3 separate regions of the Homo sapiens genome follow, and all the other regions are linked to region 1. A link is a loop called in an ENCODE intact Hi-C map of the cell type or tissue named here. Cell type or tissue: sigmoid colon. All regions are shown on one strand. Each heading gives the region's core, and the rest is flanking DNA. Links, peaks and the distances in the headings are about the cores only. Region 1 holds the start of MIB1 (MIB E3 ubiquitin protein ligase 1). Region 2 holds the start of MIR133A1HG (MIR133A1 host gene). Region 3 holds the start of MIR320C1 (microRNA 320c-1).

Region 1 (10,487 bases), core at 4,136-8,135:
GACTCTTTTCTTTTCTTTCTCTCTCTCTCTTTCTCTCTCTCTCTCTCTCTTTCTTTCTTTCTTTCTTGTCTCTCTTTCTCTTTCTCTCTTTCTTTCTTTCTCACAGAGGCTTGCTCTGTCACCCAGGCTGGAGTGCAGTGGCACGATCTCAGCTCACTGCAACCTTTACCTCTCTGGTTCAAGTGATTCTTTTGCCTCAGCCTCCCGAGTAGCTGGGACTACAAGCGCATGCCACCACGCCTGGCTAATTTTTGTATTTTTAGTAGAGACAGGGTTTCACCATGTTGACCAGGCTGGCCTCGAACTCCTGACCTCAAATGATCCATCCGCCTCGGCCTCCCACAGTGCTGGGATTACAGGCATGAGCCACCGCTCCCAGCCAGGGACTCTTTTCAAACTAATGTCTTATCCTTCTTAGTGCTTCAAACTAGATCCTGTTCAGACATGTTATAACAAGTCAATAGGAGTTAATTTTGGTACACAAAAAATGGAACTCCATGCAGTTTTTTCATAATACACATTTTCCATGAACATTTTCAAGTCTCCTTGTGTATTTTCTTTCCTTTTGGGTAAGTACTGAAGAGTGGAATGGCTGGATCATATGGCAGTGTATGATTAAGTGTTGATTTTAAGAACTTGCTGGCTGGCAAGGTGGCCAAATAGGAACAGCTCCCGTCTGCAGCTCCCAGCGAGATGGATGCAGAAGGCAGGTGATTTCTGCATTTCCAACTGAGGTACCTGGTTCATCTCACTGGGACTGGTTGGACAGTGGGTGCAGCCCACGGAGGGCATTGTCTCACTCAGGAAGCACAAGGGGTCAGTGGATCTCCCTCCCCAAGCCAAGGGAAGCTGTGAGAGACTGTACTGGGAGGAACGGGGTACTCCGGATCAGATACTGTGCTTTTCCCACAGTCTTCACAACCAGCAGACCAGGAAATTCCCTCCGGTGCCTACGCCACCAGGGCCCTGGGTTTCAAGCACAAAACTGGGTGGTCATTTGGGCAGATACTGAGCTAGCTGCAAGGGTTTTTTTTTTTTTTCATACCCCGGTGGCATCTGGAACACCAGCAAGACAGAACCGTTCACTCGCCTGGAAAGGGGGCTGAAGCCAGTGAGCCAAGTGGTCTGGCTCAGCGGGTCCCATCCCCACAGAGCCCAGCAAGCTAAGATCCACTGGCTTGAAATTCTCGCTGCTAGCACAGCAGTCTGAGGTTGACCTGAGATGCTCAAGCTTGGTCGGGGGGAGGGGCATCCGCCATTGCTGAGGCTTGCGTAGGCAGTTTTACTCTCACAGTGTAAACAAAGCTGCCGGAAGTTCGAACTGGGTGGAGGCCCTCTGCAACTCAGCAATGACACTGCAGCCAGACTGCCTCTCTAGATTCCTCCTCTCTGGGCAGGGCATCTCTGAAAAAAAGGCAGCAGCCCCAGTCAGGCACTTATAGATAAAACCCCCACCTCCCTGGGACAGAGTATCTGGGGGAAGGGGCAGTTGTGGGTACAGCTTCAGCTTACTTAAACGTCCCTGTCTGACACCTGTGAAGAGAGCAGTGGATCTCCCAGCACAGCGTTCGAGCTCTGATAAGGGACAGACTGCTTCCTCAAGTGGGTCCTTGACCCCCATGTATCCTAACAGGGAGACACCTCCCAGTAGGGGCCGACAGACACCTCATACAGGAGAGCACTGGCTGGCATCTGGCAGGTGCCCCTCTGGGATGGAGCTTCCAGAGGAAGGAACAGACAGCAATCTTTGCTGTTCTGCAGCCTCTGCTGGTGATACCCAGGCAAACAGGGTATGGAGTGGACCTCCAGCAAATGCCAGCAGACCTGCAGCAGAGGTTCCTGACTGTTAGAAGGAAAACTAACAAACAGAAAGGAATAGTATCAACATCAACAAAAAGGACGTCATCCGAAGGTCACCAACATCAAAGACGAAAGGTAGATAAATTCACAGAGATGGGGAGAAACCAGCACAAAAAGGCTGAAAATTCCAAAAACCAGAATGCCTCGTCTCCTTCAAAGGATCACAACTCCTCGCCAGCAAGGGAACAAAACTGGATGGAGAATGAGTTTGACGAATTGACAGAAGTAGGCTTCAGAAGGTCAGTAATAACAAACTCCTCCAAGCTAAAGGAGCATGTTCTAACCCAATGCAAGGAAGCTAGGAAACTTGAAAAAAGGTTAGATGAATTGCTAACTAGAAAAACCAATTTAGAGAAGAACATAAATGACCTGATGGAGCTGAAAAACACAGCACAAGAACTTGGTGAAGCATACACAAGTATCAATAGCTGAATCGATCAAGTGGAAGATGGGATATCAGAGACTGAAGATCAACTCAATGAAATAAAGTGAGAAGACAAGATTAGAGAAAAAAGAGTGAAAAGAAAAGAACAAAGCCTCCAAGAAATATGGGACTATGTAAAAAGACCAAATATATGTTTGATTGGTGTACCTGAAAGTGACGGGGAGAATGGAACCAAGTTGGAAAACACTCTTCAGGATATCATCCAGGAGAACTTCCCCAACCTAGTAAGGCAGGCCAACATTCAAATTCAGGAAATACAGAGAACACCACAAAGATACTCCTCGAGAAGAGCAACCCTAAGACACATAATCATCAGATTCACCAAGCTTGAAATGAGGAAAAAATGTTAAGGGCAGCCAGAGAGAAAGGTCGGGTTACCCACAAAGGAATCCCATTAGAAGGGGAAGTCCATTAGACTAACAGCGGATCTCTCGGCAAAAACCCTACAAGCCAGAAGAGAGTGGGGGCCAATATTCAACATTCTTAAAGAAAAGAATTTTCAACCCACAATTTCATATCCAGCCAAACTAACCTTCATAAGCAAAGGAGAAATAAAATCATTTTCAGACAAGCAAATGCTGAGAGATTTTGTCACCACCAGGCCTGCCTTATAAGAGCTGAAGGAAGCACTAAACATGGAAAGGAACAGCCAGTACCAGCCACTGAAAAACATGCCAAATTTTAAAGACCATCGACGCTATGAAGAAACTGCATCAGCTAATGGGCAAAATAACCAGCTAGCATCATAATGACAGGATCAAATTCACACATACCAATATTAAACTTAAATGTAAACAGGTTAAGTGCCCCAATTAAAAGACACACACTGGCAAATTGGATAAAGAGTCAAGACCCATTGGTGTGCTGTATTCAGGAGACCCATCTCATGTACAAAGACACACATAGGCTCAAAATAAAGGGATGGAGGAATATTTACCAAGCAGATAGAAAGCAAAAAAAGGCAAGGGTTGCAATCCTAGTCTCTGATGAAACAGACTTTAAACCAACAAAGATCAAAAGAGATAAAGAAGGGCATTACATAATGGTAAAGGGATCAATGCAACAAGAAGAGCTAACTATCCTAAATATATATGCACCCAATACGGGAGCACCCAGATTCATAAAGCAAGTTCTTAGAGACCTACAAAGAGACTTAGACTCCCACACAATAATAGTGGGAGACTTTAACACCCCACTGTCACTATTGGACAGATCAACAAGACAAAATTAACAAGGATATCCAGGACTGGAACTCAGCTCTGGACCAAGCAGACCTAATAGACATTTACAGAACTCTCCACCCCAAATCAATAGAATATACATTCTTCTCAGCACCACATCGCACTTATTCTAAAATTCTAATATTGTTATGTGTGAATTTGAACCTGTCATTATGAGGCTAGCTGGTTATTCTGCATAATTGGAAGTAAAACACTCCTCAGCAAATGCAAAAGAATGGAAATCATAACAAACAGTCTCTCAGACCATAGTGCAATCAAATTAGAACTCAGGATTAAGAAACTCACTCAAAACCTCACAGCTACATGGAAACTGAAAAACCTGTTCCTGAATGACTACTGGGTAAATAAGGAAATTAAGGCAGAAGTAAAGATGTTCTTTGAAACCAGTGAGAACAAAGACACAATGTACCAGAATCTCTGGGACTCATTTAAAGCAGTGTGTAGAGGGAAATTTATAGCACTAAATGCCCACAGAGAAAGCAGGAAAGATCTAAAATCAACATTCTAGCATCACAATTAAAATAACTAGAGAGGCTGGGCACGGTGGCTCACGCCTGTAATCCCAGCACTTTGGGAGGCCGAGGCGGGCGGATCACGAGGTCAGAAGATGGAGACCATCCTGGCTAGAATGGTGAAACTCCATCTCTACTAAAAATACAACAAATTAGCTGGGCATGGTGGCAGGCACCTGTGGTCCCAGGTACTCGGGAGGCTGAGTCAGGAGAATGGCGTGAACCCGGGAGATGGAGCTTGCAGTGAGCTGAGATCACACCACTGCACTCCAGCCTGGGCCACAAAGTGAGACTCCATCTCAAAAAAAAAAAAAAAAAAAAAAAAAAAAAAAAAAAAAAAAAAAAAAAAAAAAAAAAAAAAACCAACAAAACTAGAGAAGCAAGAGCAAACAAATTCAAAAGCTAGCAGAAGACAAGAAATAACTAAGATCAGAGCAGAACTGAAGGAGGTAGAGACACGAAAAACCCTTCAAAAAAATTAATGAATCCAGGAGCTGTTTTTTTGAAAAAGATCAACTACATAGATAGACCACTAGCCAGACTAATGCAGAAGAAGAGAGAAGAATCAAATAGATGCAATAAAAAATTATAAAGGGGATATCACCAACAATCCCACAGAAATACAAACTACCATCAGAGAATACTATAAAAACTTCTACGCAAATAAACTAGAAAATCTAGAAGAAATGGATAAATTCCTGGACACATACACTCTCCCAAGACTAAACCAGGAAGAAGTCGAATCCCTAAACAGACCAATAACAAGTTCTGAAATTGAGGCAATAAGTAATAGCCTACCAACCAAAAGAAGTCCAGGACCAGACAGATTCACAGCCGAATTCTACCAGAGGTACAAAGAGGAGCTGTTACTGTACTTCCTAAAACTATTCCAAACAACAGAAAAAGAGGGAATCCTCCCTCCTTCGTAAAACTCATTTTACGAGGCCAGCATCATCCTGATACCAAAACCTGGCACAGACACAACAAAAAAAGAAAATTTCAGGCCAATATCCCTGATGAACATCGATGCGAAAATCTTCAATAAAATACTAGCAAACAGAAGCCAGTAGCACATCAAAAAGCTTATCCACCACTATCAAGTTGGCTTTATCCCTGGGATAAACACTTTGGGAGGCTGAGGTGGGAGGATTGCTTGAGCTCAGGAGTTCGAGACCAGTCCGGCCAGGGAAAATAGTGAGATATATCCCCCAAGAAGCTCCCCACTGCCCCCCCGCTCATCTCTGCCAAAAATACAAAAAATTAGCTGGGCGTGGTTGTGCGTTCCTGAGGTCCCAGCTACTCAGAAGGCTGAGGTGGGCGGACCCCTTGAACCCAGGAGGCGGAGGTTGCGGGGAACGGAGATGGCGCCACTGCACTCCGGCCTGGCTGACAGTGAGACCCTGTCTCAAAAACAAAGCAAAAAAAAAAACAACAACAAAAAAAACCAAACAAAAAAAATTTTATTTCAGTACATAGTAATTCCTTGGGTACATTTTACGTCCGTTTTCTTGTCTTTTCCCTTGATTATCCATTCTGTTAGCATTTCCCTCCTTTGACTATCAGGAAAAGCAACAGTTTATGCTAACAATGCATGCTAACGGTGCCAACAGTGCTGGCCTGTGGAAACACTGGTTTTAAACCCTATGCAGCATAATGTCATTTGAATAACGGCAACCAGAAACTTCTCTTACAGTCTTCGAATCTTCCTTTGAAGGTTGTATTTTGTAATTAGGGACTGAATTTTTTCGTGAGTGGAGGCAATTATTAATGAGCAAAGTTTGGAGTCTGCCTATCACCCTAATTCTGCATAAAGTCAAGACACACCTTCTAAAAGTCTTTACCGTTGCTCACAACATTCCATACCATGCTGTTCAGCTTAAAAACACACTACTAACCTGCTCTGTCTGGTTTGAAATGTTTTCAATTTACACACAAATACAGATCGCCCTGAATTTGTGAATGTATTTCTACCTTCGTTAAAAAAGAAGACTAAAAGAATATGGAATCCCTAATTCACATTTAGTTCGCCTAGGAAAACTAGCAGTTAGTGAAAAACTGGCCACATCACAGCCGCACAGCTCCAGCAGCCCGGGTAGCTTCCCCACCCTCACTTTCTCCAGCCCCGCCTCCAGGACGGCCTAACCGCTTTCCTCATAGCTCATTGGGCGCGCGGCACCACCGGGCGGCAACTCCAGGGATCCGCCCCTGGGCCCGCCCCTCCATCGCCCGGGGCTGGGGTTGGGCAACCGTCCGCCCTTTTTCTAGACCGCGCGCATGCGCACTCTCCTTGGACCCTGGAGAGACGCTTAGGGATCAGTTTTCTCCTCCTTTCTTCCCGCGATCGCGCGGCTCTCTGGAAGCCTTCCCACTCTATTATTGCCGAGGATCCCCCTCCTAGACACTCTGAGAAGGTGCCGCTCCGGCCTTGGGTACGGCGGTACCCGGATGTGGAGTCGCTCTCGCCCGGCTGGGACTCTGTGGCGGGGCGGAGCGCGGCGGCTGGTGCGGGGGCAGAGAGAAGGGGGCCTGAGGGCCCGGGCGCTCGCCGGACGCCGGGAGGTACCACCGCTGCCCACGGGGGAGGAGGCGGCGCCGGCGCTTGGGTGCCCGCCCCCGAGCGAGGGGCCGGGGTGGCAGAAAGGCCGGCAGTTAAGCTTGCTCCCCGCCGCCCCCCTCGGGCTAGCCTCCCCCGGCCCCCTGCGCTCCTCGCGCTGCCGGCCGGGGGAGAGCGTGGTTTCCTTGCGGCCGTCGCTGTAGCCTGGCCGGGGAGCCCGGAGGAAGCGGGAGAGTCCCCGCCCACGGCCCCCTCCCCTCTGCCCGCTCTCCGCCGCCGCCTCCGAGCAGCCGCGGGCCGCCCTCCACTCCGAGCGGGGGGCGCGGCGGCGACAGCTGGGCAGCGGCTTTGGGCTCCGCGGGGACCGCGCCGCCGCCCCCGTGAGTTATTCTCACGTCCCCCGGGGCTCGCTGCCGCCCCCGCCGACGCCTAGAGTCCGGCCCGGGCCCAACTCCCTCACGGGCCCCCCGGCGGCAGCGGCGGCGGCGGCGGCGGCAGCGGCGGAGCCCACCGCCCGGGCCCCGATGAGTAACTCCCGGAATAACCGGGTGATGGTGGAAGGGGTTGGCGCTCGGGTAGTGCGCGGCCCGGACTGGAAGTGGGGGAAGCAGGACGGCGGCGAGGGCCATGTGGGCACCGTCCGGAGCTTCGAGAGCCCCGAGGAGGTGGTGGTAGTGTGGGACAACGGCACAGCTGCCAACTACCGCTGCTCCGGGGCTTACGACCTCCGCATCCTGGACAGCGCGCCCACCGGTAAGCCGCGGCCACCTGGCCAGGGCTTGCGCGCGCGGGGGGAAGGGGCGAGCTGCGGTGGGCGTCGGTGTCGCGGGGAGAGGTCTGCAGTGGGACACCTGGTGGGCAGCGCCCGGCTGGAGCGAGCGGAAAGGCAAAGCGCCAAAGGAATTCTAGGTTCCGAACGGGTGAACAAACACTTTCAGAAAAGACCCTCTACCCCCAAGGGAAATGATGGCAGCACCATCACCGGGATGCTTTCAAGCCTGGAAGACACAAAGCACCGGGAAGAGAACAGACACAGGTCCCCCAACCCGACTCCTCCTCTTGGGAAGGGGTCTGGAGAGGCCTATCTAATAAGCCATTGAAATTAATCAGCCACCAAGTGATAACTGTCTGAAGGGAGGCTTGCTTTGCCATATGGTGCTCAGCTGACCGTTTATAATTGCCAAGGGGCCTTGGTACCTCGGATTTGTGGAGATGCCTTTTTTTTTTTTTTTTTTAACCTCCTGTGACACAGAATTACTTGGAGTTCAGTAGCCAAATGTTACTTGGGACTCTGGAATGATTTTTCATCCAAATTGTTCTATTTTATATCTTTATATCAATAGAGAGAAAAACATCCTGAGCTCTTGAACCATTTCTTTGTGTTAAATACTTTTTCCAAGTGGCAGATCGGCGTGGGGGACACCTGATGTTATTTTTTGTTACACTAACGTCCGTCTCAGTAAGGTGATGTCAGAATCTTACTCATTCACCCAGCAGTGAGTCAGGGTCCTTGATTAGTGAATCTTGATTAGTGAATTTTAGGGGTCTGTTATTGACGCTAGAGTTTCTAAATGATTAAACCAAAGGCTTGCTTTCACAAAATAAATAACAAATTCATTTTCATATAGATTCATCTTTGGTATTATTTATCCTTGATATTTATCCTTGATTCTGTAGAAAATAGTTCACATTTAAAATTGGGTACTTTTCAGAATTCCTAAATGAGCTACTTCTAAGACATTGAGTTTGGCAAAGCCTTACAAATCTTGGAATGGGCTCACAGTTATTATCAGTAGCAATAAAGAAATTAACACAAGCCAACTCAGTTTTTGAACAGATAATTCGTAAAATTGTGTTCCTTAGCTGGCTTTTTAAAAACATTTATTAAAAAAAATTTTTGTTTTAGAGACAGTTGTCTCGTTTTATTTCTCCGGCTGGTCTGGAACTCCTGGCCTCAAGCAACCCTCCTGTCTCAGCCTCCCAAAATGCTGGGATTACAGGAGTCAGCCACAAGGCCAGGCTTCAGATAGCTTTTTGAATATTAAAAAGGGTGTATGTACATGACTAGAAGAAAATGAAAAGATTCAACAGCACAAAAAGGGGCAGCCATTGTTACCAGTTTTTTGTGTAGTCTTGCAGAATACTCTATTGCATGGCAAGCATGTGTGTGACTATACTATAAATCTAATCCCCTTTTAAGTGCAAATGATAATAAACTATATTCACTCCTCTGCACTTTCGTTTCTTTCACTAAATTATATTGGTGATTGTTCCATTGTTTCATGGCTGCATAGTATTCCAGTGATTGGATACGGTGATTTATCTAACCAGGACTTTATCGATGGGCGTTTTATTATTTCATGTTTTCTTTACAATGATGCAGTGAATATATCCTTGTACATATATCCTTGTGTATATGTGTTGAGTATTTCTGAAGAAGTGGAATTGCTGCATCAAAACATTGCACATATTTAACATTTTGGTAGATGTTGACTAATTGCTTTTTGAAGACGTTTTGTGAGTTGAAACTGCCAGCAACAGTGTTTGAGGCCTATGCCTAATTTCTGCCTACTCTTTTTTTTTTTGAGACAGGGTTTTGTTTTGTTACCTGCAGCCTTGAAGTTTTGTTGTCGTGCTAGCTCAAGCTAAAGTCTGACCACAACCCTTATTTGGAGGAATTCTTGGTATCAGTAATTGTAGCTTTATGAGGAAATTTAAGTATCTAGGGTAAAGTGTAACAGATTCTTTACTACGGTGATTTTTGAAGGGACATTAATGTTATCTATATGTTTGTAGTATGGGGTGTATCTATCATATTAATAGTTTTATTATCTTAATATAAACGTAGATGTTTTTCAGAAGTAACTGTTTTAGAATCTTAGTTTAATAAGATAATTTTATACATTAATTTGTTATATGTAGTGGTTTATCTTGTTCATTTGGTCTTTTAACAAACATTTTAAGAGCAGGATAGCCAACCTTCATATGAAATACTTGTTGAAATATATTTTAATTTCAACCTTTTAAATTCTTCAGGGTTTTTTTTTTTTTTTTTTTTTTAGAACTGAGCAAAATTGTAAGCTCCTGGCTCTTGTTTTGCCCCAGGACTATAATACTACTTTCAGTGTTTTCCTTTTTCTTCAAAATATTTAATAATCAGTGTTCACTGACATTTTATTACATTCTATAAGATTACTCAATATTTATTAAGTACTTGATATTTATTTGCATAATATTAACATTTTAAAAATTAACTTTTGTTTTTGAAACAATTGTAGTCTTCCAGAAAAATTACAAAACTAGTAAGAGTTGCCTTTTGCCCTTTACCCACCTTCTTCAGCTGTTAATATCTTAGCAAGTACAATGATCAAAACCAGAAAATTAACACTAATACGGTAATACTGTATTAACTAATCTATACACCTTATTCAAATTTTATTTATTCAAATTATATGCAGTGGTTATTATTAGTGTCCTACTAGTATTCTTTTTCTCATCCAAGATCACACGTTGCATTTAGTGGTCTCTTCCAATCTGGGTGAGTTCCTCAGTCTTTAGTCAGTGTCAAAGTAATGAAAAACAATCTTGTTATCTCTCAAATTGGGTGTTTCTGCTGCTTTTTCATGATTAAATTCAGATTATGTATTTTCGGCAAGAATATCATAGAAATGATGTTTTGCCCTTGTTAGTGCATCGTACCAGGAGGTACATGGTGTTCGTATGTCTCATTAATTATAGCGTTAACTCGGCTAGGTCACCAGGAATTTTACCAACTGTTGCTTTTGTACCAGCAATGTGATGCCAGTATGAAAAAGATAACTTGTATCTTACATATTATTGTGAAAATACTTTTGACTTCATGAAGTCCCTCAAAG
Region 2 (9,447 bases), core at 324-4,323, 91 kb after region 1:
TTATTAGTTCCTTACCTGAAGTTTGCACTTTGATGCTTCTCTTTGGGTTAAATACAAATATGAGTTGAATACAAATTCAAATAGATGTAGAAATATCTAATTTTGGTGAGTTTAAGTTGTTTTGATTCTTTAATCTTTTTAGTATAAAGGATAACTGTCAGAATCGTCAACTTTTAGAAAGTATCACTTCAAAGAACTGAAAGGTTTTAGTCTGTGAGCACCTGGGTTTTATTTACCTTGATAGTTTAGAATGAAAAGAAATTATAGTTGGTAAGTAGCCTTCAGTTATTGTGGTATTAGAAGGTTAATTTAAAACCTCAAGAAATTTTCAGATTTGTCAAAGGAGGAAAAAAAAGGGCAGGGATAGTAGAATTTCTGCAGCTTGTGATAAAAAGCTAGTGCAGCTTATAGAGAGCAAATCAGAATGTAGCAGTAGATAGCCCAGCACTACAGCAGTTTCAGCAATGCAGCATTAGAATTACACCATGCACGTTCTGATTTATTTTTGTGGCCAATTATTAGTAAGCATTAAAAAGTATTTTATGATCTGCCAAGTTTCTTGGTTGACTAAACCTTGAAATAGAAGCTAATAGTTTTAGAAAATAAGTATACTTTGGAAGCAGGATGTGACTTACTAGAGATGCAAAATCATCACTTAATCTGAAACAATAATGACTAAATCTTTAATAATGTAAATGACAATAATGTATTTGTACATTTTTAAGATAAAAAGTTACTGCCATAGTATCTGAACAATATTCCTTTTTACACTACATTAGCTCTTAACTTGAATTGTGAAATTAGGCTATGGTTAGATAGAATTTAATTTAACAATGAGAACATATATTGAGTCAATAATAGGTAAGCATGCAGAAAGTCATAAGCATCCTTAAAAGTACAGGCCTTATGGTGCTCTGTTACCTGTAAGCTTAGTGTCATGCAGCATTTGCAGCAGGAAGAAAGGTAGTAACCTAGAGAATCACATCAACAGCAGCCATCTCATCTTGATTGTTCGTTCACTCTATTTGCTGATTCAGCATTTCTTTTCATGAGCCCGGTGAAGGAAGGGGATGTATCAGTGAACACAGAACCTCACCTTTTAAGATAAATTTGAAAAACAAACGAGCAAACAAAAAACAAGCTTACTTTTCCCTCTCCTCCCCTCTTCCCTTTACCAAAAACAAAAACAAAAACAAAAACCACCAACAAAAACAACTCTAAAATTGAATCAGTGTTGGCCATTTGATTTGGAATGTCATATAACAGTCTTGCACAGTTATATAGGGAAAGTTAAGCAATCAAAAAAGGTTGCTACAAAGGCCAAGAAAATGAACCTAGCTTGTCAGATGAAATGCTTCAGAAGAGGGGAAAAAGTTGCAGAAGTTAATTTTATAGTCTAAAAAAGACAAAAAAAAAAAAAAACAAAAACAGAACCCAAAACACACCTTACTCCCCCCAAATAACTGTAAACATTCACCCTGTTTTTCTTTGCCCTCCAGAATACATTGGGTTCTTCTGACTTCTTAGGAAATAGTCTGCATCTTTCTTGCTTTTAGATTTTTTTTTTTTTTTTTTTTGGTTTTTAGTTTCCAGGATTAAATAGTAGAGCTGTAGTGAAGCTACCTTGTCACATCCAGAGGTCAAGTCTGCAAGCGAGGTCAGGACTTCCACATGGTCACTACGAGGCTAACTTATATTCTTCCTCAGTGACCACTGGCTAAACTGTTACAGCTTTATAGGCAGCTAAGCATTTGAAACATGCACTCCCAGGCAAACAGGCTCTCTTGTGCCTCTCTCTTCCCTGACCATATTTAGTCAACCATAGCAAAAAATAGCCTCTCAGCTGTCGATTGTCGATCCAAAAGCTGAGGAAGCCTCAATCTTGCTTTCTGCCTATTGATTGTTCATCCTGCGGTCCAAACACTGCTTAGCCATTTGTCCTGCCCCCCACTTTTTTTTTTTTGAGGGGGGGTAAGCACTGCCAAATAAAGCGGTCTCTCATGTTTCCACTTACATTTCCCAGATTTTCACTGAGCTTGCGCTGAGACTAGGAAAGCCTGATGCACTGTCACTATACTTAGAAGCACTGCAGAGAAAAAAGGAAAGAGGAAAAAAATTACCATGGCTAGTAGCAAGACAATCTTTAGACAGTTATGGAACAAGTGAAGTCCCTCTGCTGCCAAAATACATTTTATAACCTGATTTTTTGATTGATAAAAAATGTTATGGATGGTGATATGTTACATATCTAAAGGCCTGAAAGGATTTTGTAGGGTTATCTTTAGAGCTAGTTGTTGCCATATACATGCTTTTAAAGTTTATTGAATGGAAAATGTATAGAAATGGTAGGTAAGACCTGTATATTGGTGGTGGAGAGACATCATCAAGGGAGAAGAAAGTAGTATGTAAATGAAATCTTAGAAGTGCTACTTAAAACAATTCACTGTCAATTTCAGTTAATTTTTTTTATAATGCTTTGGTAAAAAACAGGGTCCAGTATGCTTTTGAGTAATTATACAAGTATTCAGATGCATTTTATTATGAATTCTACTTTATATTCAAATGTGTAGTGTTTTTGCTGTCCCTTCTACATTGTCATGTTTCTCTAATTTTCTGAAGTGACTTTTAGGCATGATCATTGCACACTTTACACAGATTGAAATAGTCATTAACCTGTCTATAACTCTATTACATAGTATGTGACTCAGAGGTAAAAATACTTTTGTTTTAAATTTTAATAGCATATTCACAATAGATTTTGATACTGAAATTTTTTTAATCAAAGAGAAAAAATATTAAAACATGAAGTCCAGTAAACCTGTGGAGATATAGTTTAAGATCTCACATAAAAATGCAGAAGAGAAACCAGCTATACCTTGTTTTTTAATCCAAATATGTCCTCTTAAGAAACAAGAAAAACTATTACGAGTTTTCTGAGCTTACTCACCTACGGAAGTTTGTCCTTCACATTCTTGTTGTCTTTAGCATTTAATATCATAGCAGTTTAATTATTTTGAATGTCTGTTTTAAAACAGTGGCATAAGGAATACTTCTTTAGATATTGGGCAATTTTAAACAGCTTTCCTAGATATTGAAATAATTTTACTCATATTATGAGAAGATGACATGTCTCAGAGTATAAAGTAGGTTAATTTTCAGTTTTCTCAAGTACCCCATTTTGTTAATGATTTTGTAGCAGTGAAAGTACTTATTTTTTAAGCAAACACTTACATAATGTGTTATGTGCCAGGTTCTCTTTCTAAGCCCTTTATAAATATTAACTCATTTAATTTTCATAACAACCCTATAAAGTAGGATTTGTGATTCTTCTCACATTTTACAGATGAGGAAACTGAGGCACAGAAGTTAAGTAATCTGCTGAAGTCACTAGCCATTGTGGCTAGAGCCAGAATTTGAACTCAGATAATTTGGTTTCAGACTGGGAGCTCTTCACCACTATGCCACATTGCTCCTCAGATTTGTGATAATGAAATGAGTTAGGAAATTATTCCTCTTGGGAACAAAACCATGCATCAAATATATATTGCCAATATCTTTGCCTCAGTATATTCAGAAAGATGATTATTTGATTATTTGTTTATTCATTTCTTCCATTCAACAAAACTTTGAGTTCCCTATACTAGGTATACAAAGTATACCTTTTTGATCAAAATGTGTTCAGTTTTATAGTAACCTGCTTTTAGCATGCCCAAAAGAACTACTGGCAGTTGATCAGTTTTCTTAATAAATTCCTTTTTGAATTCTTGACTAATCTACATTACCGATTTGAGGGATTGTTTATTAATTTACCAAGCATTTATTGAACACCTAATATGTGCTACAGTGCTATTCTAATGTTGTTTTGCCTTAAGTAGTACTAACATGTAAGGCCTCCACAGTTTAGCTAGTAGGGTTTGGGAAAATGTTGCCTGCCTCTGAAGAAAGATTGCAAAGCATGGCAGGCCCTAAAAATTGACCCAGTGCCACTTGAATACTGCATACCAGTGTAGACAGCTGCTTGTCCCCTCTGCTTCTTTATAACTCATTTGTTCATCATTCAGCAAACGTTTGAATACTATCATGTGCCAGGGATTATGGTAGGCACTGCTATTAGTTGTTCTGGAACTTAATGCTTCTTTGGCACTATTCACAAATGCCTGCTTAACTGGTAGTAAGATCTTATCTTTAAAACATCCATGTCCTTAACCTCTTGGAAAACAACCAAATTGAGCATTAGGGAAAATATCTCTAAATCTCATATACTATGCTCCACAGGTGAGACAGTCTATTGGCTTAACAAAATTACTGAATTCTCGAGCTGGTAACACCTTTTTCCCAGTAACTCTACGGACCTCAGTGCTTGCAGCTTAACAGTCTCCTCTTAATTAACTAAAGTGCTGCAGGGAACAGCCTGCTGCTGTCCTTGTGGTTATAGTGTGTCTTCCTAAGATTGCCTGCCTCATGGAAAGAAAGGAGACAGGCTGCTCTGAACTACTGCTGTTGACGTGAGAGTGATGGGACCAGAAACTGTTTTGCTTAACTTTCCCTTAGCTTACCTTGCAGGCTGGGCCCAAAGATGACCTCTTTTCTTGAGGCCCTGTATTATTATTTTTTTTTGAGGGGGTTGGCAATTTTTGATTAAGATGAGAGGGCTGTAGGTCTCTGTTCAAATAATTTATGTAGCACCCTCAAGGAGGTGAACTATAACTTCCCGCTCCTTAAGTGTGGGCTGTACATAGTCACTTCCTTCCTAAGAGCATAGTTTAGAGATACGGAAATGTTTACATTGGAGAAACATGAAGAACACTACTTCAGCCAGATGATCAAGGTTAACTTCTAGAGTCATATGGCATGTTGATAGTATGTACCCTTGGTGTGATGTGATTAAATGACACTTTATCTCTGTGGCCTTCTTACTAAGAACCAATAGCACAGCGTAATCATGAGAAAAGCATCAGACAAATTCCAACTGAGGAATAGTCTACACAATATCCCATTAGTACTCTTCAAAACTGTCAGACTCATCAAAAACAAGGAAAGTCTGGGAAACTGTCACAACCAAAGGGAGCTAAGGAGAAAAGACAACTAAATGTAAAGGGGTATTCTGGAACAGAGAAAGAACATTGAATAAAACTAAGGAAATCTCAGGTGTGGACTTTGGTTAATAACAGCGCTTCAACATTGGTTTATTGAAACAAATGTACCATACTATGTAAAATGTTAGTAACAAGGATGGAGGAGTATATGGGAACTCTGTACTAGCTTTGCAATGTTCTATAAATCTAACATTGCTTTAAAATAGATATTTAAAAACAAAACCAAAAAGTTCACCACTCCTGGCTAGTTGACCCTTGCATTAGTTTTGATTTGGGGCTATCTGCAGTGTTTCTCCACAGCTTAGTAAATCAAGTTGATTTTGCTATAATTGATTTCAAGAAAATATTATGTTTAGTCTCATGTTCTTTTAAAAGTGTATTAAAGGCAGGGAAGTATATTTTAGAATTTTTTTTTTATCAAGACTAGTCTTATTTTTAAAAGATTTATTTAAAAAGAATATGTGAAAATTGTGAAATGGTCAGATTTGTGTGGGGTGGTATAGAGAATAGAGTGGAAAGGAGACTGGGGGCCATTGGGAAGAACAGTTGAGTTTTAAAAAGGAGAAACGGCAGGACAAATTGAATGTGGACATAAGAAGAGAGGAAAGAGTCTAGAATGATTCCCTGGTTTCTGAGTAGAATGGCTGATTAAATGGTAAGAAGGGTAATCAAGATCAAGAATATAGGAGGAGCCCGGGTGCGGTGGCTCACGCCTGTAATCCCAGCACTTTGGGAGGCCCAGGTGGGTGGATCACGAGGTCAGGAGTTCAAGACCGGCCTGGCCAAGATGGTGAAACCCTGTCTCTACTAAAAATACACATAAAAAATTAGCCGGGCCTGGTGGTGGGCACCTGTAATCCCAGCTACTCGGGAGGCTGAGGCAGAGAATTGCTTGAACCTGGGAGGTGGAGGTTGCAGTGAGCCGAGATTGAGCTACTGCACTCCAGCCTGGGCAACACAGCAAGACTCCATCTCAAGAAAAAAAAAAAAATATATATATATATATCCACACACACACACACACACACACACACACACACACACAAACACACACGAGGAGTATTGGGAAAGAGGAGGGGGCAAAGAGGTATTTGTACTATGTTTGAGTATACATCTATAATCTTAGAGTTGTCATAATACTATTATATTGAAGAGTTTCAAAAACGTTTTTAGATTGGGCATGGTGGGTCATGCTTGTAATCCCAGCACTTTGGGAGGCTAAGGCAGGTGGATGGCTTAAGCTCAGGAGTTCAAGACCAGCCTGGGCTGTTACATGGTGAAACCCCGCCTCTACAAAAAATACAAAAAAATTAGCTGGGCTTGGTGGCATGTACCCATACTCCCAGCTACTCGGGAGGCTAAGGCAGGAGGATCATTTGAGCCTGGGAGGTTGAAACTGCAGTGAACTCTGATCGTGCCACTAACTGCACGCTAGCCTGGGCAACAGAGAGAAACTTTGTCTCAGAAAAAAACAAAAGGTTTTTTTTTTTTTTTTTTGAGATGGAGTCTCGCTCAGTCGCCTGGGCTGGAGTGCAGTGGCTCGATCTCCACTCACTGCAAGCTCCACCTCCTGCGTTCACGCCATTCTCCTAAAAACAAAAAGTTTTTAATCAAGCTAATATATGTACATAGTTAAGTCAAATGTTACTACAAAACTTATAATGAAAGAGAAATGTCTTCTGCGTCATCCCTCCTTACCCCTTTTTTGTCCCGACCAACAACTTGGAACTTATCCTGTAATTTCTTAATTTATCAATTATAGGCATCTAGTGATTTCATGTTATGGAAAATGAAGATTTAAAACTAATACCCTCTGTTACTACCATTCCTTTCAACATGATTATATCACAATTTTTGTTTAAATTAATGACAAGTATTTACATTATTATTTTTACATTTTGTTTTTAATAAAACGTTTTTCCACTTTTCACATGATTTAATACTTGTATCTTTTAAATTTTCCAGAACTGTTTACCCCTGTAAATTTTGTTTCTCACATGCTCAAATGTGTAGGGTAAGAGATAATGTATGGCATTAACATCATGACTATCCAAACATCAGTAGTATAATGTCGTACCAATACTTTTTCCCATTGAGAATCTCAAAGTCTATACAATATCTAGTATTTTATTTTAATTTATGGAATGAGGAGGACTAAAATCCTTACTAGTGACTGAAAACAAAAGCAGAAAACCTTAGTCTTCTATGAAGCCCATGAATGGGATTTAGGAGTTTGTAGACTCACCCAAAATTGTATTAATAGGTAAAGATTTTGACATGCATTTCTCTGGAGGAGAGCCTATAGCTTTCCAAAGAAGCCTGTTATCCCCAAACAGTGATTGTTACTCAGTTACAGCCATGGAAGGGGCTCTGTAAGCTGTGATTCTCAGTATACTTTGGGTTCATAAACCTGTTTAAAAAGTCTAATAAAAGGCCGGGCGCAGTGGCTCACGCCTGTAATCCCAGCACTTTAGGAGGCCGAGGCGGGTGGATCACAAGGTCAGGAGATCTAGACCATCCTGGCTAACACGGTGAAACCCCATCTCTACTGAAAATACAAAAAATTAGCCGGGCATGGTGGCAGGCGCCTATAGTCCCAGCTACTCGGGAGGCTGAGGCAGGAGAATGACATGAACCCAGGAGGCAGAGCTTGCAGTGAGCTGAGATCGTGCCACTGCACTCCAGCCTGGTCGACAGAGCGAGACTCCGTCTCAGGAAAACAAACAGACAAACAAAAGTCTAATAAAAGTTTCCAAATGATTTAAGTGTAATTTTAGAGGTTCTTCAATCCTCCACAACCCATTCTCAGACTTCTTGAACTTAGTTCTGCTCTTCGGTGGTTGGAGTTTAAATCTTTAATTCTCTTTTGTATAACTTTCTCTTTTTTGCTTTGAAAATACTTTATTACTGATTTTTAAATTTTAAATATTAAATTATAATGGCCATTTTGTGTGTTTTGCTCCAGACTTGGTTTACCACTTCTAAATGACATATGTCAAGTTTTAACTTTGCAATTCATGATAACCAGCTACACAATAATCGTCAGCTAAGATGGTTCAGCATATATAGTGTATTAATTATCACAGTTTTTCCTACTTCTAAAAATTATTATCTGGCTGTTCTTCATTAACTCTTTCATTAATAAATACTGTTGATACTGAACCTGAGAGGTTCCCCAAAGCCAAAGTGGTGCCCTCATTAGGGTATATTTCTTTTCTCTTTGGTTTTTTCCTCTTAGGTTTCCTCCTTGTAGCACTTCCATTCTGTTTTGATTCTATTTCCCAGATAGTAATAGTGTGTCTACCTCTCAAAATATCAAAAAGCTAGCTGGGCATGGTGGCATGTACCTGTAGTCTCTGTCAAGGCCAGCCTGGGCAACATAGCAAGACCTCATCTCTTAAAAAAAAAATTAAATTAAAGCTGCACATTTGAGATTAGAAAAGTAGAATTTCTATTTGTCTCTAAGAGCATTTTTTTCTTTAAAGAGGAGTATCTTCATTTGATTGCAAACTTTTCTTTTGAGTATATCAAATTATGCAAATATAGAAATAATGTGAATTTAACTTTCAGTGCAATGCGTGTTTTACTATCTAAATTACCAAGACCATGGATTGTGGATGAGAAGAAAGATGATGGTTATACTGCCTTACATCTGGCTGCCCTTAATAATCACGTAGAAGTGGCTGAACTGTTGGTACATCAGGTAAGAAAAGAGTTAAATAATTCCCTCTTTTTTATTTTTTTTTAAACAATTTGGGACCATTGCCATTCATTTATTTATTGCTTTATAAATTGCCTATTAGTAGGTTCCAGTAAAACCTCATGATGATGAAAATTCAGATATAATGCATATTCTGTCTTCTGCCTAATACTTCTTAAATGCAGGATGGTGATGTGTGTTTGAGAGTGAGTCCCTCAATTCCCAGGATTTCCTCTGCACAGTCTTCCTGGATTGGTCCTGTGAAATGGGCATCAACTAACAGAGATTTCCCAGAATGGCTGCCACTGTTACGGAAGTATCATCAACCAGAGCACCAAGAACCATCTGTGTTGATACTTAAACAGTATGGCCAGTTGTCATCAGACTGCAGTTTGCAGCTAAGATCAGGGGATTTATTTCGTAACTACTGCTGACCCCTGGAATTTATGGCTCGATAGCAGTACAGACTCACCTTGGTCATTTCATTCATCTCAGAATAGGATGACACTACGTTTTTATGAGCCTGGATTTTGGGAGGAGCCTATTTTGTAGTTTTAGGATATTTTAGTAATTTCAGCAAATTTTTCATGTGCAAGCATAAACCATATAGATGCACTGAAGTTATCAAAGAATTATCTGTGATTCCTGACT
Region 3 (10,487 bases), core at 2,853-6,852, 56 kb before region 1:
AGGGTTTCACCATATTGGCCACGTTGATCTCGAACTCCTGGCCTCAAGTGATGCACCCGCCTCAGCCTCCCAAAGTGTTGGGATTACAGGTGTGAGTCACCGTGCCCAGTCTCATGTTTATTATTTCATGTGAACTTGAAACATCCTTGTGAGGTGGCAAGTACACATTATCATATTCAGTTAAGAAAAAGAGAAACAGAAAGGTTATTTGACTTGTACTTTATCACTTATAGCTGGTTAGTGGTGACAACCGAACTTGAACTTGGGACTTCTGAGTCCGAGGTACTTTCTGCTACATAAACCCAAGCTGCCTGCCAGACTGTAACTCTAACAGCTTAGTGTGTTATTAGCTATTTTGAGACACATATTTGCTGGGGGGTACTAGTTAATCAAAATTTAACTGACACACTGTGTAAGACTCCAGAGACCCAGCTACTCTTACGTTACTTAGAACTCAGTGAATTCTTCCTGGAGGTTTTTCAAAAATACAATTAAAGCTTATGGGCTGAAAATTACTGGGTTGCTGTACTATTTCAAAGCAAATTTCTAATTTAACTTTAAATACTAAGGAGAGTATGTTTTTAAAGTATCCTTCTCCTCTTTTTCTCTCCTCCTTCCTATTTGTTGTTTCTTTTTTTCTTTTTCAAATGTGTGTGTGTGTGTGTGTGTGTGTGTGTATATATATATACACACACACATATATATTTGAGACAGGGTTTCCATATGTTGCCCAGGCTGGTCTTCAACTTCTGGGCTCAAGTGATCCTCCCACCTGGGCCTCCCAAAGTGTTGGGATTGCAGGTGTGAACCACCACTCCCAGCCTGTTGTTTCTTAAGCTTCTAACCACCAATCTCCCCTTTCACTCTACACGTGCCCTAACTAATCTCAGCTACTCCTGAGCTTCAACTTCTACCTGCACACTGATAATCTCAGTCTGTCTCTCTCTTGCTTGCCTATTTCTCCTGAAGGCCAGTCCAGTACATCCAAAAACTTACTGAAAATTTCCACCGGGATTATCTAAAAGCACCCTAAACATCTAAAATGGAATCTGTTATCTTTGTTACATCATAATCTCACAAATTCTTCTAAATTTCCTATTTCAGCAAATAGCAGCATCTTCCATCAGCCAGCCAAGCTAGAAACATTACCCTAGACTCCCTTGTCTTTACTTCCCACAATACGACTAATACTATTTTCTTCCCCTTGAATACTACTCATTTTTGTTCTCTCGTCTTTATTCCCCCTCCGTCTGCTTTCAAACTCCAAACTCCATGTAGGTCTGTAGTAACTGCTTTCTAACTGGCCTCCCAGCCTCCAGCCTCCAGCCTCCTTCCCCTCCATCTCTTTCTTTCCTACACACCACTGCCATGGTTCTCTTTCTAAAACATGACCATGATCAAATTATGCCCTTGCTTCAAAATATCAATGATTCAATACCAGGTTCTTAGGAGTCTACATGTGATTCTGGCCCTACCCTTCTAGCAAATTCCTGTCACTTCCAGAAAAGTAAGAAAGCATAAAACATAATGGTCAAAAACATAAGCACATAGATCACCTGGGTCTGAATCCTGGCTCTGTCATTTGTTGGGAGGGGTAAGTTCCTAACCTACCAGTGTCTTGTTTTCTTCATCTGTAAAATGCAGGACAGGGGCCAGGTGCAGTGGCTCACACCTGGAATCTCAGCACTTTGGGAGCATCGCTTGAGCCCAGGAGTTTAAGAGCAGCCTGGGCAACAGAGTGAGACCCCATCTCTACAAAACAAACAAATAAATAAATAAAAAATCAGCCAGGCATGGTGGCACACACCTCTGGTTCCACCTACTTGGGAAGCTGAGGTGGAAGGATCACTTGAGCCCAGGCGGTCGAGGCTACAGTGAGCCATGATTGTGCCACTGCACTCCAGCCTGGGCAACAGGGCAAGACCCTGTCTCCAAAAGGAAATGAGGGATAATGGGGGCTATACTTACCTAAATTGTTGGGCTGTTTCTATTTCTGAAGATTAAATAGGAAAAGACATAACTGATACATTCTACGGATTACATAAATATTAGATAAAATTATCATCATCATCCAGCCATAGTAAGTAGCTGCTACTGTACGCACTTTATAATACCTTGGTCTTTGCGCTGAGAGAGCCTCTCTCCCCGCTTTGGAGGTTCAATACCACAGCCTTCAAGATCCAACTCAGAACGCTACCTCCTCTCTAAGCTCTCCCACCTCCCCCAGGCGCTTTGTTACTCTTTCCCTTTGTGCTCTGTAGCCTTAACAAAGGCTACTGTTAAACACTTAGCACTGTGTATATTTTAATGGACTTGACTGTCTCTCCCACAACTAAAGTTTGAGCTCCTAAAGATTAGGGCTGTGTCTCATTAATATGTATATCTTCACCCTATTGGCTTGCACAGTGCCCGATTTAACAGGCACATACCACGGCTCTGCTGAATGAACAGATCTTTGTCCCTCACTTCATAAAGAACTAACGAGCTTGGCTTTGCAGCACATTATTTCCTTGAGAGCCTCAGACCATGTCTTCCCCCCCGGCTTTGTGTCCTGGAAGAATGCACAGCAGACAGGAGCTGCTCAAAATGATTTGCCTGGGCCAGGGCCACAGTGACACATTCAAATCTTTCCCTTTAGAGTACTATCTGTCTACGAGATTCCTAAAGGGCTGGATTGAATGAGAAAACGTGAACCTTCACGTCAAGCTATTTATTACAAGGCACTTGAGTAAGACCATAACACTCTGCAACTTTTGCTTTCGAAATCGTGTTGATCTTCATTTCCTCCAGTGCCTAAGTCACTGTAAAGCCAAGTACAAGAGGTTTTTACTTCCCAAGTTCTTATAAAGTGTTGACATTTGTGACCTGATTGTAAATTTTTATTTCCAGCATGACTTATTTATAGTCTTAATGTCATTCTCTATCAATGACCCAAAAAAAGTTTCTTTCAATTCTAGTAGAATTGCCTTTGACCTGTTGAGATTGTAAAAAGTTAAAAAGCTGAAGAAAATTTTAGCAAGTGGAATATTTCTCATTCCAACTCACGGATTTAAAGATCAGATAGAGTGATTTTCTAAGAGGTGAAAGATCTATCCTAGCAAAAACTCAGAATTAGAGGGGGAAAAAAAGACCTGATATAAATTTTAAAAGGTTTCAATAACATTCCCACCATGTAAACTTCAGCTGGCAAACAGGCATGTGACATACAAAATTGTTTCATGACAAATGTAAATTTCATAAGTGGAAAAAAAATCACTGTATTAGTTAATTTGTTTTGCACTGGTTAATTTTTAAGGAAAATGTGTTTTGCATTAAAAATGAGGCCTTCTCTTCCCAGTTCTTCCCAGAGTCAGGAAAAGCTGGGTTGAGAGGGTAGAAAAAAAATGATGTAGGTGAATAACTATCGATGTTAAAATGTAGTAAGTACAAAAGTTTAGTTACAAAATAGAATCTTAATTTTTATAAAAATAGAAATATATTATATATATTTTATTTATATATGAAATCTGAATGAACACAGACTAAGGGAATTTCCTTGGTTATACAATTATCGGTCTTGTAAATTTCCTTTTTTTCCATATCTGTATTTTTGTATAATAAATTTGTATTGCTTACATAAACAGAGTTATTTTAAATAAAAAGAATATGCTTTTTGTTATAAAACTAGAAATGATTCTTTAAAAAGTTAAGACTGTTGTCATTTAAATTTACTTACCAAGAGATTCTCCCCCGCCACTCCTCTGTTGTTAAAAACCACACATCTAAAAACCAGGAAAGCAATTTTTGTTATTTTTACACATGATTCTTGCTCATGATATAATATTAAAGTCATCTTACTGACACTGATTTAGAGCACTAAAAGATTTTAAAAATCTGTCTTGTAGTTGTAATGTTTGGCAATTTCATCTAAATGCAATGCACTAAAATAAAATTCCAGTTCTCTAAATTCCACATGTGGGTTCAAATTAGAAAACTGTATACTGAAGTGATGTTAATTTTTCCTACCAAGAGTAGACTATTTCCAACTTCTTCCTACGCACATACGTGGGCCTCCAACAAGTGTTTTTAAAACAATTCTAAATACAAGTCAAATTTAAATGTTTTTGCTTTTTTTTTTTTTTTTTTTTTTTGAGATGGAGTCTCGCTCTTGTCACCCAGGCTGGAGTGCAATGGTGCGATCTCGGCTCACTGCAACCTCCGCCTCCCAGGGTTCAAGCGATTCTCCTGCCTCAGCCTCCTTAGTAGCTGGGATTACAAGCACCCACCACCATGCGCGGCTAATTTTTTTTTGTATTTTTAGTAGACACAGAGTTTCACCATGTTGACCAGGCTGGTCTTGAACTCCTGACCTCAGGTGATACGCCCACCTCGGCCTCCCAAAGTGCTGGGATTACAGGCGTGAGCCACTGCGTCTGGCCTTGTTTTTGCTTTAAACAAAGAAAAAATATATATCCTCTACCCATTGCATTTGTAACATTCATACGTATCTATTTATATTCTAAGAAACAGCTCTTGTTCTCTTAAGGCTCAGCAAACATGGACACCAGAATTTTACATGAGGTGTAAACATCACAGGTGAGCCACAAAGAGCCTGGCACCTGAGCTGGTGGGATGGGCCCCATTATGCTACTGCTTAGTGTTCAGTTGACCTAGGGAGGAAAGATGACCTTGTGCTTTCTCTGATCCTGTTTGCATCTGCTGGGTAAATGGGCTCAGATCAATGTAAAGGGTTTAGATCAATGTTGGCTCAAGTAAGTACTCGGTGAAAGTTAGCTATTAGTAATAATGGTAGTTGTAGTGTCGTGCTGGTTTCAAAAGTTATTCAGTATTTAAAATATGTAACTCTCATTTAACTTTCAGGCAGCCACAGGCCCAGATATGTATTTTTACCATCCTTAGACAAAATCTTGATTTGTGTCTACACAGGTTCTCACTGATTTAGTGAGTCTATATTCATAACAATTAAAATTCATTTAGTTTTTGTCTGATTACCTATTCAACCAACCAAGGCCATTTAAGATTCCAAATCTCTTCTTGCAGGGTGCTGCTGAGCACTGTACAGGTTCTAAGCAACAAAGAACCTACTGCTGTATAGAACATACACAACTCTGAGTCTCTTCTCAGGGAGTTTAGATCTCAAGGCACACCAGCTTCATTTAATGTGGTATGCAGGCTATGTTCTTGCAAAGGAATTTTCTTGCAACTGAAAAGCCATATAGAAAATTTTATTAGGCCCAGTTGAAAGAAGAGAAATGTTTAGAAACCTCAGAAATCCTATTTGAGAAAAAGCTAGAAATATTACATTTTATTAACTCACCTAAGATAAATCTTTTTGTTTTTTGAGACCATGGTCTCACTCTGCAACTCAGGCTGGAGTGCGGTGGCGCGGTCACAGTTCACTGCAGCCTCAGCCTCTCATGCTCAGGCAATTCTCCTGCCTCAGCCTGCTGAGTAGCTGGGACCACAGGTGCACACCAACACGGCTCAGCTAATTTTTATTCTTTTTTTTTTGAGACAGAGTCTCGCTCTATCACCCACACTGGAGTGCAGTGACATGATCTCGGCTCAATGCAACCTCCATCTCCCAGATTCAAGTGATTCTCCTGCCTCAGCCTCCTGAGTAGCTGGGATAACAGGCACGTGCCACCACGCCCGGCTAATTTTTGTACTTTTAGTAGAGATGGGGTTTCCCCATGTTAGTCAGATCGTTCTAAAACTCCTAATCTCAAGTGGTCTGTCTGCCTCGGCCTCTCAAAGTGTTGGGATTACAGGCGTGAGCCACCGTGCCCGGCCAGCCTGGCTAATTTTTATAAGTTATTTGTAAAAACAGGATCTCACCATGTTGCCCAGGTTGGTCTCTAACTCCTGGGCTCAAGTGATCCTCCTGCCTTGGCCTCCCAAATGCTGGGATTACAGGCATGAGCCACTGTGCCTGGCCAGAGAAATCTTAAATAAACTGTAAATACATACAGAAAAGTCAGAGTAGTCTCAGTGACTCCTTTATCTTTTCTTGCTAAAAACAATGGCAAGATATCTTGATATAAATAAGATTTCAGTTGGCCATTTGTATTTACTTGCATAAGCACTTAAGTCACACAGGAACCGGTGCTAAAGTTAATTATGATCTTGAAACTTGAAGCTCCCAGTCATTCAGAAAAGAACCACTTTAGAGTACAAACATTAAATAAGGATTAAAATGGCTTCTGGAGCAAGATGTCATCATGTGACTGCCAGTGAGAGAAGGCAAGAACACTAGTGACGGGAAAGAAAAAGATGATCTGCAAACTCATGAAAAAGCAGCCTGTACATCTGGGATTTTCTTCTAAACTGCAGAGTGGGATATTTGCACTTTCCTTCAGGCAACTTTGGAAAGTGGATCATAGTTCTGGTAGCTCTTGCTAGAGGACGAATTGTACTCACCACTCCATAAGGCTTTGATCCTAACAGTGTTCAATCAGTAGCAGTCATCATTGTATACTTAAAGCCTTGGACGTGGGGCAGAGAGATAAGGAAGAATGAGGAAGCAAAGCAGTTACAGAGGACGGCAGAAAGAAGGCTGCCATCCTGCCCTTTCTCCCACTCCAGCTGGGGATGAGCAACCAGCTCTTTTCATTTAACCCCTTTGCTACTCTGACAGTCATCAGGGAACACTGAACTAAAAGGGCTGGCTGTGAAACTACTATTCCTAAGGCATTGAAAAATCTGTTAACCTCTTCTTCTTTTTTTCTTTAGAGATAAGGTCTCACTGTTGCCCAGGCTGGAGTGCAGTGACACAATCACGGCTCACTGCAGCCTCAACCTCCTGGGCTCATGTGATTCTCAGCCTCCCGAGTAGCTGGGACTACAGGGGCATGCCACCATGCCTGGCTAATTTTTAAACTTTTTGTAGAGACGGGGTCTCCCTATGTTGCCCAGGCTGGTCTTGAGCTTGTGAGCTCAAAACAATCCTCTCGTCTTGGCCTCCTGAAGTTCTGGGATTACAGGTATGAGCCACTGTGCCCAGCCTGTTTTTATTTTTTTTTGAGACAGAGTCTTGCTCTGTTGCCCCTGCTGGAGTGCAGTGGCGCAATCTCGGCTCACTGCAAGCTCCGCCTCCTGGGTTCAAGCCATTCTCCTGCCTCAGCCTCCCGAGTAGCTGGGACTACAGGTGCCTACCACCACGCCAGGCTAATTTTTTGTATTTTTTTTAGTAGCGACAGGGTTTCACCGTGTTAGCCAGGACGGTCTCGATTTCCTGACCTCGTGATCCACCTGCCTTGGCCTCCTAAAGTGCTGGGATTACAGGCGTGAGCCACCACACCCAGCCGCCTCTGTTAAACTTCTGTAACAGTTCTCTCCAATTAATTTTTACAGTTACCTCAAACAATTCTAAAGGGCGTGTATATGAGGGAAATTGTTCTGCAAAGCATATTTTTCCTACATATTTGAACTATATAATTTTTTTCCCTCAAAACAAGGAAAACATAAAGAGAAGAAATATCAAATAAAGAACAGATCTGGTAAGAAGAACTTTCTGTGACAAGATAACCCATTAACCAGGGAAACAGGTGGGTGTCCTTTAATGAAGGTTAAATAAAAGGAAGAGACTACCTATAGCACAGAGTTTCTCAATCTTTAGTACTATGGACATTTCAGCCCAAATAATTCTTTGTAGCAGTGCTGTCCTGTGCATTATAGGATACTCAGCAGCATCTCTGGCCTCTACCAACTAGATGCCAGTAGCACATGCCCCAGGCATAACAACCAAAAATGTCTCCAGACATTGCCAAATGTTCCCTGGGGGAAAAACGGCCCCTAGGATGAGAACCACTGTCACAGTGAGATGGACCAGAGAACCTTGAATCTGCTCAGGCTTGAACCCTGGAAGTCAAGGTTGCAGTGCTGTGATCACACCAATGCACTCCGGCCTGGGTGATGGAGAGCCTGTCTCAAAAAACAAAAACAACAAAAAAAGTAGCAGACTCTGAGCTTGGGCACCTAAGAAAAGCAGTGAAACTTCCATGGGTTGTGAGTACCTGTCTAGGCCTAGTTTCCAAATCTGTAATTTTATCAGGCAATCTGAAATATTTCAGTTCTAAGATTCCCCAAATCTTCAAGTCTAACAATAGAAATGATAATCAGCAAAGGGTAGAATGAGAGGAACATTCAGAGATCAGCTAGTCATATGATTGATTTCAGGTAATAATAATAACAACAGATACTGTTTACTAGTGTTTACTATGTGCCAGATCATGTTCTAAGCACTTTACATGAATATTAATATTGGAATAACTCATTTATTCATTCAATAATATTTACTGAACTAAAGATTGAGTTAGAGCCTGTAGTAGAGAAATAAAGTATCAACATAAGGTTCCTGGCCTCAAGGAGGGTACAATCTAGTTAGATTGAAAAGATTTGCACCATATTTTCAGTTGAGTGACTACAACAAAAAACAAGACAGTATAGGATTCAATGTCCAAGGAGTGGTATAGACAATAAAACCCTATGAGGTCAGGATGGGCAAAATTGATTAAGAAAGGCTTCATAAAAGGTAGACAGATCTTATGTTAGGACTTGAAAAACAGTAAAGATTCCAGCAAAAGGCAAGTGTGAGATACATTGTAAAGGGAGTAATCCAAGCAAAGATATAAGGTGAGTATGTATTAAATGTTCTAAGGGACGAAAAATCAATTATCAGTTGAGAAGTGGTTACACGGACAGTAACAATAGAAAATAAGAATGGAAAAACAGGTTAGGACAAAAATAAACATAAGGCTCTGAATTCCAGGTAAAGAAAAGATAAGGAAGTTCTGCCTCTAGTAATGTCCAGGTAGATCCTTTAGGGCCAAACTTTCCATGGAATAATAACTATACATTCTTGAAAAAATATAAAGGCAGTAGAGAACAACAATGACAACAAAAAGCATGCAGAAACTGAATGGGAGTTGACACTAGGAAAATGAAAATCATACTGGGTGAGTTTTCAATTTTTACAGCTTCTCCTTTTTTTACCTGAGGGAAGGCAGTAGTTGGGTATTACTCAATGATAAATAAAAGTTGGATAGAAATGCGCAGTCTCTTGGCTGGGCACAGTGCTCATGCCTGTAATCTCAGCCCTTTGGGAAGCCAAGGTGGGTGGATCACCTGAGGTCAGGAGTTCGAGACCAGCCTGGCCAACGTAGTGAAACACTGTCTCTACTAAAAATACAAAAATTAGCCATGCGTGGTGGCAGGCACCTGTAATCCCAGCTACTTGGGAGGCTGAAGCAGGAGAATTGCTTGAATCCGGGAGGCGGAGTTTGCAGTGAGCCAAGATCACACCATTGCACTCCAGACTGGGCAACAAGGGTGAAATCTGGTCTCAAAAAAAAAAAAAAAAAAAAAAAAAGGGAAATGCTCAGTCTCACAGGCTTGAAGAACTATTAAAACAGTTTGGGGCAACAATAGAAGTTGAAAAACAAGCAGAAAAAAATCTTAGAATGGATACACAGAGAAAGAGCAGTAAATTCTGACTAAAAGCTGGGCCCAAATCTCTAGTTGATCCCTCATCTATACATATGTGAAACACACTACAAGCAACCCAATTAAGGCTAAAAAACTGGACAAAGATTTCAACTGCAATTTACAACAGAGGAGAGAGAGTTTGAAGTTTGAGTGCAGCCAAGTTAACTATCTAATAAAGCAAACAAAAAGCAACACTCTTTGCAAAAGTATAACAGAATCCAGAGTCTCTACAATGGATCACTCAAACTGTCCAGAACACAACCCCAAATTGCTAGACCATGAAGAAACAGGAAAACATGACCCACACTCAAGAGATAACCTAACTGGTCCCGAGATTGTCCAGATGTTAGAACTAGCAGATGAAGTTTTACAGTAGCTACTATAACTCAAGGACATTAAGGGTGGTGGGGTGGGGGAGCTTGTAAAGAATTTAAAAAAAAAAAAGAAAATCTCAGCATAATAAAATTTATTAAAATGGAAATTCTAGAAAAAAATATAAAATCTGAAATAAAAAATTCACTGGATTTGCAAATTGCAGCTCGAACATAGGATAAGAGGAAAAAGGTCCAAAAAAAGTAGAACCTCAGTGATTTGTGAAACAATATAAAAAAAAAACAACATACATGTAATTGTGGGCACGGTGACTCACCCCTGTAATTACAGCACTTCGGGAGGCCGGGGCAGGCAAATCACTTGAGGTCAGGAGTTTGAAACCAGCCTGGCCAACATGGTGAAACCCCATCTCTACTAAAAATACAAAAATTAGCCAGGCGTGGTGGCAGGTGCCTGTAATCCCAGGTACTCAGGAGGTTGAGGCAGGAGAATCGCTTGAACCCAGGAGGCGGAGCTTGCAGTGAGTCGAGATCATGCCACTGCACTCCAGCCTGGGCGACAGAGCAAGACTGTCTCAAAAACAAAACAAAAAAATCCACCACATTAACAATTACATTAAATGTAAATGAATAAGAACCTCAATTAAAAGATGGAGATTGTCAGACAGG

Evidence for each region. Peaks named below come from ENCODE experiments on the same cell type or tissue, not always from the same donor. Only the 100,000 strongest peaks of a DNase experiment are listed, where the experiment ranks them.
Region 2: it touches region 1 in a loop (2.3-fold over the local background); 6 of 110 quality-filtered maps call a loop at or near these places.
Region 3: a loop joins it to region 1, with 2.7 times the contacts of the local background. A loop is called at or near these places in 18 of 110 quality-filtered maps.

The regions. Positions count from the first base shown.
Region 1 is chr18:21,734,448-21,744,934 of GRCh38, forward strand. It overlaps MIB1 (MIB E3 ubiquitin protein ligase 1), which reads left to right and starts at 6,345. Exons shown (of 21, transcript NM_020774.4): 1 at 6,345-7,365. The coding sequence starts at 7,137. RefSeq lists silencers at 6,132-6,351, 6,542-7,171, 7,292-7,341. In sigmoid colon, for the core only: no CTCF peak of the experiment used is centred there; DNase peaks (open chromatin) are centred at 5,377, 6,264, 6,874 and 7,204; H3K4me3 peaks cover 2,572 bases; H3K27ac peaks cover 1,588 bases.
Region 2 is chr18:21,829,699-21,839,145 of GRCh38, forward strand. It overlaps MIB1 (MIB E3 ubiquitin protein ligase 1), which reads left to right. Exons shown (of 21, transcript NM_020774.4): 13 at 8,667-8,799. It overlaps MIR133A1HG (MIR133A1 host gene), which reads right to left and starts at 1,708. Exons shown (of 3, transcript NR_110369.1): 1 at 1,624-1,708; 2 at 922-1,096. In sigmoid colon, for the core only: no CTCF peak of the experiment used is centred there; no DNase peak of the experiment used is centred there; H3K4me3 peaks cover 2,206 bases.
Region 3 is chr18:21,680,205-21,690,691 of GRCh38, forward strand. It overlaps ABHD3 (abhydrolase domain containing 3, phospholipase), which reads right to left. Exons shown (of 9, transcript NM_138340.5): 4 at 3,716-3,761. It overlaps MIR320C1 (microRNA 320c-1), which reads left to right and starts at 3,314; the gene lies at 3,314-3,385. In sigmoid colon, for the core only: no CTCF peak of the experiment used is centred there; no DNase peak of the experiment used is centred there; H3K4me3 peaks cover 402 bases; H3K27ac peaks cover 685 bases.